2 separate regions of the Homo sapiens genome follow, and region 2 is linked to region 1. A link is an interaction called in ENCODE POLR2A ChIA-PET data of the cell type or tissue named here. Cell type or tissue: MCF 10A. All regions are shown on one strand. Each heading gives the region's core, and the rest is flanking DNA. Links, peaks and the distances in the headings are about the cores only. Region 1 holds the start of TRQ-CTG1-2 (tRNA-Gln (anticodon CTG) 1-2). Region 2 holds the start of TRT-CGT5-1 (tRNA-Thr (anticodon CGT) 5-1).

Region 1 (5,384 bases), core at 83-5,082:
ATTAGCCTTGAGTCTTTAAACAAAAGTTCTATTTGACAATTTTTTTCATTTTGTCAAAATAACTTAAAAGCAAAATGTCTATTTTGTCACATTAAACTTTCACAAGGGGGAAACGTTCCAAAATTTTGTATTATATCATGACAAATCTTTGTTTATGCAAGTATAACAAAGTCTTTGAAGAAAAGAGGAGATGTTTAGAAGCAATGAAGTCCATCTAAGTTAAAAGTGGGCATCTATTTTTTGGCCCAGCTGTGCTGTAGGGTGACTGAAGAAAAATCTAGTAAATGATATCAATACACAATAATATCAACCTTTGAAATTTTGACTAGTAAAGTTTTGATTATAATACAGTTCTTATAGTAATATATTAATATAAAATATAATACATTAAATATAATGCTAATAATAATTAGTTTTTCAATAAAATTCTTAAATTTTTACATCCTGGCATTTTATTCACAGCAAAGAGGCACTACTGCGTAGCTTTGGCCATGCCCTCAGACAAGTACTAATTTCATAGTCATTCGTTCAGCATTTGCATGAATTATAACTTCAGTAAACAGTTCTAAAAATTATCTTTTATTATGATAAATGACTCCAGTATAATTTGATCCTTATTACAACATCCCATTTTGTGTATTATTGTTATTCATCATTTTAGTTCCATTTTGTTTCTACATCTCAAAATTTAGTAATTATTAACTAATATTTTAACAGATTATTTAACAAATATTAGTTTTGTAGAGACAGGGACTCACCATCTTGCTCAGGCTGGTCACCAACTCCTGGCCTTAAGTGATCCACCCACCTCACCCTCTGAAACTGTGGAAACTACAGGCATGAACCACTGTGCCCGGCCTATTTTAACAGATTCTGTGGCTGAATCATAATGAAAGAGAAAATTGATGGAAAAAGAAAAGTTTAGGAAGAAAAGAAATTATAGATAATCATATTGATGAACATAGTGGTCTAATATGCCTAAGACTTCATATGACTAGGGAGAATTCTCTACCAATGAACTGTGCATCCTCAATGGTTCTGTGATAACTAAATTCCTGCTATGGACTGAATGGACTCAAATGCATATGTGGAAGCCTCTCTCTCTCTGTTTCTCTCTCTCTCTCTCTGTCCCCCCAGTATGTGAGGATAGAGCAAGAGGACAGTAGGCTGCAAATCAAGAAGGGAGGGCTCACCAGACATTGAATCAGCTGGAACCTTGATTTTGGGTTTCCCAGCCTTCAGAATTGTGAGAAATAAATGTTTGTTGTTTAAGTCAACAAACATTATATAGTTATAGTAGTCCAAACTGTCTAAAACAATTTCTTAGGCTTCTATGTAGCTAGGATGGCACGCATGTGCCCTAAGTTTTCCAATCAGATGTATTTCTTCTTTCAGAAGAAACATGTATATAAACAAGGGAGAAAAACTCCAAAATTATGTATTTTATCATGATGCATCTTTATGCAAGTATAATAAAGTCTATGAAGAAATGTTTAGAAGCAAATTAGGTCCATCTAAATTAAAGGTAAGCATCTATTTTCTTGCAACATTTGCCTTGGTAAGGGTAATGAATAGATATCTGCTAAATGCAGGTAGATATTTAAGCTTTTAGAGGCAGTGGTGGCATAAGGCCTAGCAAAGGCATTCCATGCTGGGGAACATAATGCTGCTAGCAGTTAACACTAGAAAATGCATGAGGAATCAGAAGGAATGGGTAGTACAATATAAAAGGGCAAATAATCATTATGTGTGGAAGCATTTGGAAAATGAAAATGACAATTCAAAGTTATAAATTCTCCATTAAATGTATGGTTGCAGAATCAGGAATTTCCTCTGCAGTAAAATAATTTTTAATTTTTGTGACCCAAGAATTGCCATAATTCAAAATCAAATTTATATTATAAACATCTCTTGGTTTCCCATTAATGGAAAGATGAATGAATGAGCTGTGGCATGTTCATATTACACAGCAGCTAACATGAAATCAATGAATGAATGGTAGCTACATACAACAAAAGAGATGATTAATTTTAGCAATATAAGATTAAATGAAAAAAGATTATAACATATAGCCTGATACCCTGTATCCACAATTAAAAGACACAATTTTATAAATACTAATAGATAAAATCAAACTAAGGAAAGCACTTTGGCCTTAATTCTTCAGAGACCCAGTAACTTCTTTGTCTTTCCTTAAGTTGTGACAAATCCAAACATTTACCAGAAAATAAACTAACTTGCAACAAGAGACATTTAGTTTTATGAAGACAAAATAATCACAGAGGCATCCTAGGATACAATTTTAAAGCTCTATCATTCTATGGGACGTATTCAGCATTGACAGCAATTCTGTGTGGCGGGTTAATGTCACAGAAATGACCAACAGAGCACTTAGAAGGTGTATCTGGATATTTACTTACCGTGTTGACAGTGATTGAAGTTACCATGTGAGGATCCAATAGTGTTCAAATACCTAAGAGAGTTTAAGCAATTTTTATTTAAAGTACAGATTTATTTTCACTAATCCTTGTTTCTCAGTGGCAAATGAAACACCTATAAATTCTAGTGATTGCACCTAAAAGGCATTATAAAGCCTCATTCTCTTGGGAAAAAGATACATACAAGAATATTTCTTTTCCCTCAAATCTGTTGAGTCCTTTTTGTCCTCTGAAGTGAATTAACTGCATTTCATAAAGCAATAAATCAAGTAAAAAGTTTAACTCAACTCGAATTATTTTGGGTATTAGAATATCTGTTAGGTGGTGGTGAGGAGGGTAGTAAAATGAAGGAGGTATGAGGGTCTCCTGCTCTGAACATAGAGCAGAGAGTCAGTGGGCCCCGTACAGAGTCCGCGTCATACTTTGGGTTCACATGAACTGGAGATTCCTGCCAATCATATCTAAGAGGGAAATTTATTTTAGAAAGAAAAAAATAGTGAGGAAGCAAGAAGAAACGACAGGTTCCACCGAGATTTGAACTCGGATCGCTGGATTCAGAGTCCAGAGTGCTAACCATTACACCATGGAACCTCGCAATAGCTCGTGTTTTTAACAGGCCTTCCTGAAGGAATATATCTTCATTTCCGAACTCAAGCTGTCTTCCCTTTAAGAACCTAAGTTTCTACCCTAATGTTCGTTATCTGCCGCCATCACACAAGTTCCCTTTTCGTTTCTCACAGGGCTCTTCGTGCAAGATCCAAGAGCAAATCTGTTTCCAGGGGCAGATAAGGTAAGTCCGTGCCTCCCCTGGACTCTTAGCAACAGCCTGCGGGGCTCCCCAGCCTCGGTTCTGCGGCCCTAAGCCGGGCTGCCCCGATACAGGGGGAGAGGGCACCAACCTAGCCGCGCTGACAGATTGCGTTGTTGGAAGAACCGCGAGGCTCGCCGCCTCCCGAGCGTTTGTCCGGCGTTCTTTGCTCCTAACGCTAGGAACACTTTTGAAAGTTCCATTTCGTAACGTATAAATTATGGATGACTTAAATTGAGGCGGCGTGTCAACTAGTCCTGGCACCCGTGGCGTTGCCGAGGGTAAAAAACAAAAAACAGGACACCAAAAGATGCTTTCTGCTTCCCGGGAAGGCTCCACCTCGTGGATACCAAAGAGTAAAGCACTGTTAAAAGCTCGAATATTTGCAAGGCAGGATTTTGTAATTAGTTTCTCACTGATAAAGCTTTAACTTGGTCTTTCTCAATGGGATTAACTGAGAACCTCTCCCAAAATATTCAGCAGTAAAAATTTACTGATACCAAGACCCGGACATGACTTGTCTAGGAGTGTTCATTGCAGGAGATAAAAGCGATCTTATGTTGTCAAACAGAAAGGCTGAGGAAGGAGGCAGAGGGTCTTTAAGAGTAAATAATCTCAGGTGATAGGATCTGAACCTTCCCAACAAGATCACATGAGAGGTATCGGCATCTGCCAAAATTACTTTATTGCTTAGAGACGTCTAGTGTCATGGACAAAAATCCTTCCTGCTTCAATGAGGCGGCACTGTCACTACCAGGTTAAAATGGGTCCCGCCCGTAGGGCCGTGGGCTCTGCGGCAGGAGCTGCAATGGCCGCTGTACAGTGGCAAAGAGAATATCCGTACATATCTCATCCAGTCCATCTTCTCCCAGCCCTATGACTTTCTGATCCACTCACTACCAGAAAGCAAGACAGAATGAAACCCTCTTACCAAACGGGATAACTAAAGGTGGTTTCCAGGAGCCTCGGGAACAAGAAGCATGAGGATCCTAAGCATTTTCAATAAAAATCTAGCCCACTGGAGGCTTTTGAAAAACTGAAGGTCCATGTAACAAATTTAAGATGAGCATTTCTAAGGGCTAGGGCTTGTACCAAGTTCTGTGCTCTCTGAAAAAAAAAATTAAAAATATATGCCTGTAATGGTCAAAGCTGAAACAATTTGAGAAACAATAAATAGAAGACTTCAAACCAATCCCTACAGCTTCCCTGATGTGCAACAAATCTCAGTTTTTCAAGGAATCTCCTGAGCAGAATTCCAGATAACTCCACCCCTTCATTGTGGGCTCTGCATAGTGATTGCTCTACAGAATACAGTATGAAAAAGGGTGGGAAAGTAAGCAGTGAATAAATCCCAAAAGCATTACACCAGCAGTGATAAGCCATGTTGATAGTATATTGTCTTGATATAACGTGATAAAAATGGCGCTTTAGGTCAAGCATGGTGGTTTATTCCTGTAATCCCAGCACTTTGGGAGGCCGAGGCAGGTGGATCACTTGAGGCAAGGAGTTCGAGACCAGCCTGGCCAACATGGTGAAACCCTGTCTCCACTAAAAATACAAAAATTAGCCAGGCGTGGTGGCAGATGCCTGTAGTCCCAGCTGCTCATGAGGCTGAGGCAGGAGAATCGCTTGAACCCGGGAGGCGGAGGTTGCAGAGAGCCGAGATGGTGCCACTGCATTCCAGCCTGCGTGACAGAGGGAGACCCTGTCTCAAAACAAACAAACAAACAAACAAAAACCCTCCACTTTACCTCTGCGGTCTTGCTCCCTCGAACCCCTAACTCCGATCTAATGATGAGAAAAATATCAGACAAATCCTAGTTGAAGGACATTCTACAAAATGCCTGCTCAACACTCTTCAAAACTGTCAAGATCATCAAAATCAAGGAAAGTCTAAGAACTACCACAGCCAAGAGAGCTTAGGGAGTCATGATGACTAAAAATAACATGGAATTCTGAATAGGATCCTGGAACAGAGAAAGGAAATTAGGTAAAAATGAAGGAAATCTAACATATTCATTTTAGTTAATAATAATGTATACATATTTGTTAATTGTTTGTAACAAACGTACCATACCAATGTAAGATTTTAATAATAAGGAAAACTGAGTGTGGGGATATATGGGAACTCTCCTTTA
Region 2 (5,384 bases), core at 96-5,095, 98 kb before region 1:
CACATCCTCATGGTTACCAAACTTCTAAATGTAATTGCCCAAAAGGTTCGTCCTGCCAGCTGCCCAGGTGGAGCTGATTTATCAAGACGGGGAATGGCAATGGAGAAAGAGTTTAATACACATAAAGCCAGCTAAATGGGAGATTGGAGTTTTACTGTTACTCAAATCAGGCCCCCTGAAAATTCAGAAGCTACGGCTTTTAAATGATAGTTAAAAATTAAATTCCTCCCAAAGTTAGTTCCACCTACACCCAGGAATAATAAGGGCAGCTTGGAGGCAAAGGCCAAGATGGAGTCAGGTCAGATCTCTTTTATGGTCATACTTTTCCCACTGTTATAATCTTTGCAAAAGTGGTTTCAAAAATACAGAAAGAGGCCAGGCGCTGTAATCTCAGCACTTTGGGAAGGCAAGGCGGGCAGATCACCTGAGGTTAGGAGTTCGAGACCAGCCTGGTCAAAATGCTGAAAGCCCATCTCTACTAAAAATACAGAAAATACCCAGGCATAGTGGCGGGCACCTGTAATCCCTGCTACTTGGGAGGCTGAGGCAGGAGAATAGCTTGAACCCGGGGGGCGGAGGTTGCAGTGAGCCAAGATCGCGCCACTGCACTCCAGCCTGGGTGACAAGAGTGAGACTTCCTCTAAAAAAAGAAAAGAAAAAATACATTATTATTTACTAGATATTATTCAAATATAATAAAGGAGTGCAAATGGTGCTATGAAAAAGCATCTCTCACCTAGATTGAGGGCAAAGTGATACATTATTTGAAATCTGAATTAGTAGGACTTAGCTAGAAGAAGGGATGAAATTATTATTGCATGCAGAGAAAGCAGTATCTATGAAGTCATGGAAACATAAAGTACCCTGAGGGCTTTCAGAAAGGAATGATAGTCCTAATGTGCAAGCAACTAAAAGCTGCTCTGGCGGATTTTAGTGGAAATGAATAATCTGTGCCTGTCCTGATTCTTAAGCAATTTAAAGTAGATTTTCCAAACTTAGTACAACAAAAAGTGTTGGATTATTTCAAGAATCCAAATTACCATTTTGAGGAGTGTATTTGTGGCTTGTGGACATTATTATGTTATTCAGTATTTAGAACAAATGTGGTGGAGAGAAACTCCATCATTTTAGTCTCTGATATAGATTACTGATTTTAACAATTTATGTGAGCCACTCAGATGTTATCTTTGGGTGTTCAATTTTGCAGGCAGCTCAATTCCGATTCTAACGCATAAATTGAGACCAGGAGGATTGGTCACTTTACATTTAGGTAGAATCTTTATCAGGGCTTGCTGTGTTGTTTTCTTTGTTCTATATTTGCTGACTTTGATTTCTCAGGCTTCAGGTAAATTTTCTACCTCCTGCGGTATTTACAAACTCATTACATTCTGATTGTCTCTTTCTTTCTTTTTTTTTCTTTCTTTCAACAGGGTCTCAGCTCTGTCACCCAGGGGCGTGACCATAGCTCACTGCAACCTTAAACTCCTAGACTAAAATGATTCTACCTTGGCCTGAAATTACAGGCTTGAGCCACCGTGCCCAGCCTGGTTGTATTTCTTTAGCTGTGCTTCATTCAAGAAACTGTTACTTAGCAGAGACCAGGGTTCATACTCTGCAAGGCTCTGAGATACAATATTAAATAAGATATGATGCCTGCTATCAGGGAGCTTACAGTCCATTAAATAAGCATCATAAAATCGATAATTATAATGTGGTTTCTTTAGGCCTACAATGACTAAATTAGTGGGGACTCCTTAGGTTGCAGGTGACTGAGATTTGATACAAATTAGTTTATCAGAAAGAGACATTTATTAGCTGGTTTATATTGCCACTAATTCTTGTATTGGTAGATCTTCAAAGATTCCCACAGCTGAATTTCGTGTATCATCAACAGTTCAGATAGCACAGCAGTTTCATTTCCATCTGTTATGAGGAATTTTAATTTTAGAATTCCTTACGTTTGGTGATAATTTTGGTGCTGTGTATTTAGTTTTGGTTTTCAGTAGGAAGCAGTGAAGCCAGCTTGCTTCTGCCATTTTGGAACCAGAGTGTATTTCTAGCATTTCCTACTTTTGCTACCAGTACATTCCTGTATTCTGAGAAGGTGGGCTAAAATGGGTGCTTATCGATTTGAATAATTTCCAGTTTTAGGTTTTGGCATCTAATAAACGCACCCTTCGGCAGGGCGCGGTGGTTGACGCCTGTAGTCCCAGCACTTTGGGAGGGCGAGGCGGGCAGATCACTTGAGATCAGGAGTTCCAAACCAGTCTGGCCAACATGGCGAAACCTTGTCTCTACCCTAAAACACAAAAATTAGCCGGGCTTGGTGGTGCAGGCCTGTAGTCCCATCTACTCGGGAGGCTGAGGCGGGAAAAAATCGCTTGAACCCGGAAGGCGGAGGTTGTATAGAGCCGAGATGGCGCCACTGCACTCCAGCCTGGGTGACGTGAGCGAGACTTTGTCTCAAAAAAACATAAAAATAAGACACAAGAAGTGTAGGTAAACACCAGAACCCAAAGGGCAGTCTGTTAGGCCCTGGTGAGATTTGAACTCACGACCCCTAGGTTTACGAGACCAGCGCTCCAACCGCTGAGCTACAGGGCCACGATAGAATTGAACTTAATTCCTCTTACTAAAGCTATTTTCACTCTCGACCCAGTTTTGTTGCTGATTTTTCATTTTTCTCCCTCTTCCGATTTTCTGGCTTATGGTCAAACAACACAGATCCCTGCATTCTCTAATAATTTTAGCCTCCCCTCCAATTAGCTTTCGGCCATTGTTAGCCACGCCCCACTGTCTGCAGTACTTTTCACTCTGCTTAATGCCCAGGTATTCTGAACTTCAGTTCTTAGCGCCTTGGGGGAAAAGTGCCTTCATCTGTCTCAAATTCCCCCAAATCATAAATCAAAAGAGCCACACTGACAGGTGAGGGTAAGGGTGAGACAGTAAAGAAAGGGGCAGTGAAGCACCTCCCGGGGACAGAAGCCCAAGAGAGGCTCCGCCTGCTCCAGTCGTCTTTAAGATTGTATCATTTTGGATCCTCCACCCAGGGAGTAAATCCTTGCCATGTTTCTACTTCTCCACTGAGCGACACCGAAATCCAAATAAAAGAGCTCCATCCAACGGCGCTGTAGCAAAGAAACCAGAAATTTGTTCTCTTCCACAAGGGGAAAGGGGCCGGGAGGGGCATGAGAAAAGCTATTTGAGATTCGGCTCGGACAAGCAGACCGGGGTAGAAAAGTAAACTAAACCATAAATCTGAAGTCTCCTGTCCCAAGTCGGGGGCCCTGTGCTCATAAAGAAACAATATCCCTTAAAAAAATAAAATAAATAAAAACTTAAAAAGTCCTCGACTACTGACAAATACAAGTAACATTAAAACAACTCAGAAAAAAATGCGAGCCACTGGTTGGGAAGCGGGGAATCCAGGCTCTATGCGCCTGTCTTATCCCGAGGACGCAGCTCTCCCTTCCAGAAGACAGGCTGTGAAATCTGCTGTTTAAGAGCAATCCAGCCAGCTGTCCCAAAGGTCTTAAAGGGTAAAACAATCACATATTCCGCATCCCCACCTTCATCCCCCAAAGTCATACCGGCAAAACAATGCCCGTGTGACCGGAAGTGGTATAAACGCAAACAATAGGAAAACAAAACAAGAAATGGAAGGGCATATTAACGCGGCAGAGAGTGAGAGCGGAGAGAATGCAAGGTCAATTTTATCACTGTTCTCCATCCTGAACTTCTTAGAATCAATGGTTCGCCTCCCAGAGGAGCCAGTTGTTTGTTTCTATTTTCCAAAATCCTAAACTTGCCTGGGTAGAAGGGACCCTTTCTCCTGAAGCTCCTTGTCATCACCCGAGTACCAGAGAAGAGGGGGATGCAGGTCCAAGAAGGATCGTGAAGTCCCAACAAGCCTGTGCAGGGCAGTTTTTGAGAATGTCGTTTTATGTTTAGGTACAGTGTTCGCCTCCTGATTTCTAGTGCCTAAAGAAAAGTATAACCTCAGTGAAACACAGGTCTATTATGTTCAGAGGAATCGCTTGAACCTAATTTTTTTTTTGGTGTGTTTTTTTAATGCTCTTAAGGTATCTCAGTAGGCTCTTTTTCTTTCCTTGTCTGCTGAGATTAAGACTTCTGATTCTTAAAGGTATTCATTTAATACAGTATTCAGTAAAGCATGAGCAATCATGGGAAAGGTACTGTGGATGTCACTTCTTTATCTCAAGGAGTACACAGTAGTTAAGAGTAGGCAGGGCATGCATTCAAATCTCTACCACATAAGGCACTTGTGACACAATAGTTAACCTGCAAACACACTATTATATCGCAAGTGTTTTGGCAGCTACGCGAGGGCCTGCAAGGACTGAAATTCTGGAAAAGTACCAGCCTTAATATCTCTTACTTCTCACTTCATTTTCCACAAGTCAGCAGAGGCTTGCACCAGGGAACTTACATGGAGGGTGTCTGGAGCCAAAAGATAAAACAGACCTTCAGTTCTTGATAAAATTAGGTATGGCCTCTTTTACAGAGCTTTTCTCAACTTGGGCTCCTTCAGAATTAGAGAAGACTCATAAGTTAGGGGGTGGAGGGAAGGGGACAGTGGTGAGAAAACAGAGACATAAAGGAAAAATAATAAAGATGAAAGGGAGAATGCTGAAGGGGCGGGAATTAGGAGTGGATAGGTAGCCTGTTCCTATACACATTTCCTCTACCAAATTTGTTAGCCACATTCCCAAAGATGCCCTGACTCCACTGCCATCTCCCAGGCTCAAGTCTCTGGCTGTGAATCTGGATTTTAGAAAATAGGTAATGAACCACTTTTCAACTTATGAACACCACATTATATACTATATACTATATATAGGTATATGTAGGTACATATATGTGTATGTGTATAGGTATATATTGTATATGGAGCTTGTGCCAGAAGGCAAATCAACTATATCACTAATCATCTTTAGTTCCATTGACTCACTGATTGTAGGAAGAGTTCCTCAGTAAAGGCAGCAGTGCATTTAATTATACTTTGGTGCAAGCTTATCTTACCATACCATATCCATATGGAATATCATGCAGCTCTTACAGGTTTTTAGAAGAAACCGGCATTTAATAATACAGAGAAAGTTCATGAACTACCATTGAGTGAACAAAGCAGAGGACAAAACTTTATGAATGATCACAATTTCATTCTCAGTGTATTTGCAGAGCAAAATCTTAGAAGGAAATAAATCAGCATACTGATGGCTATTGGTTGACTTTTGAATTTATCTATAAGTCAAATGATTATATTGCAATACTTTCTAAATTATAAAAAAATATGCAAAAGTAATATTTCTTTGTATTTGGTTTAACCTTCAAATAAATGTGATTTGAGGAGCTGAATAATT

Evidence for each region. ChIA-PET counts read pairs that join two places held together with the same protein. Peaks named below come from ENCODE experiments on the same cell type or tissue, not always from the same donor. Only the 100,000 strongest peaks of a DNase experiment are listed, where the experiment ranks them.
Region 2: POLR2A ChIA-PET joins it to region 1 with 24 read pairs; 11 of 35 experiments call an interaction of 5 or more read pairs at or near these places.

What each region holds. Positions count from the first base shown.
Region 1 is chr6:27,517,174-27,522,557 of GRCh38, reverse strand. It overlaps TRQ-CTG1-2 (tRNA-Gln (anticodon CTG) 1-2), which reads right to left and starts at 3,029; the gene lies at 2,958-3,029. RefSeq lists a silencer at 2,947-2,996 and an enhancer at 3,387-3,676. In MCF 10A, for the core only: CTCF peaks have their summits at 3,360 and 3,563 (motif pointing left); DNase peaks (open chromatin) are centred at 3,057 and 3,557.
Region 2 is chr6:27,615,576-27,620,959 of GRCh38, reverse strand. TRT-CGT5-1 (tRNA-Thr (anticodon CGT) 5-1) reads right to left here and starts at 2,604; the gene lies at 2,531-2,604. In MCF 10A, for the core only: a CTCF peak has its summit at 3,157; a DNase peak (open chromatin) is centred at 3,079.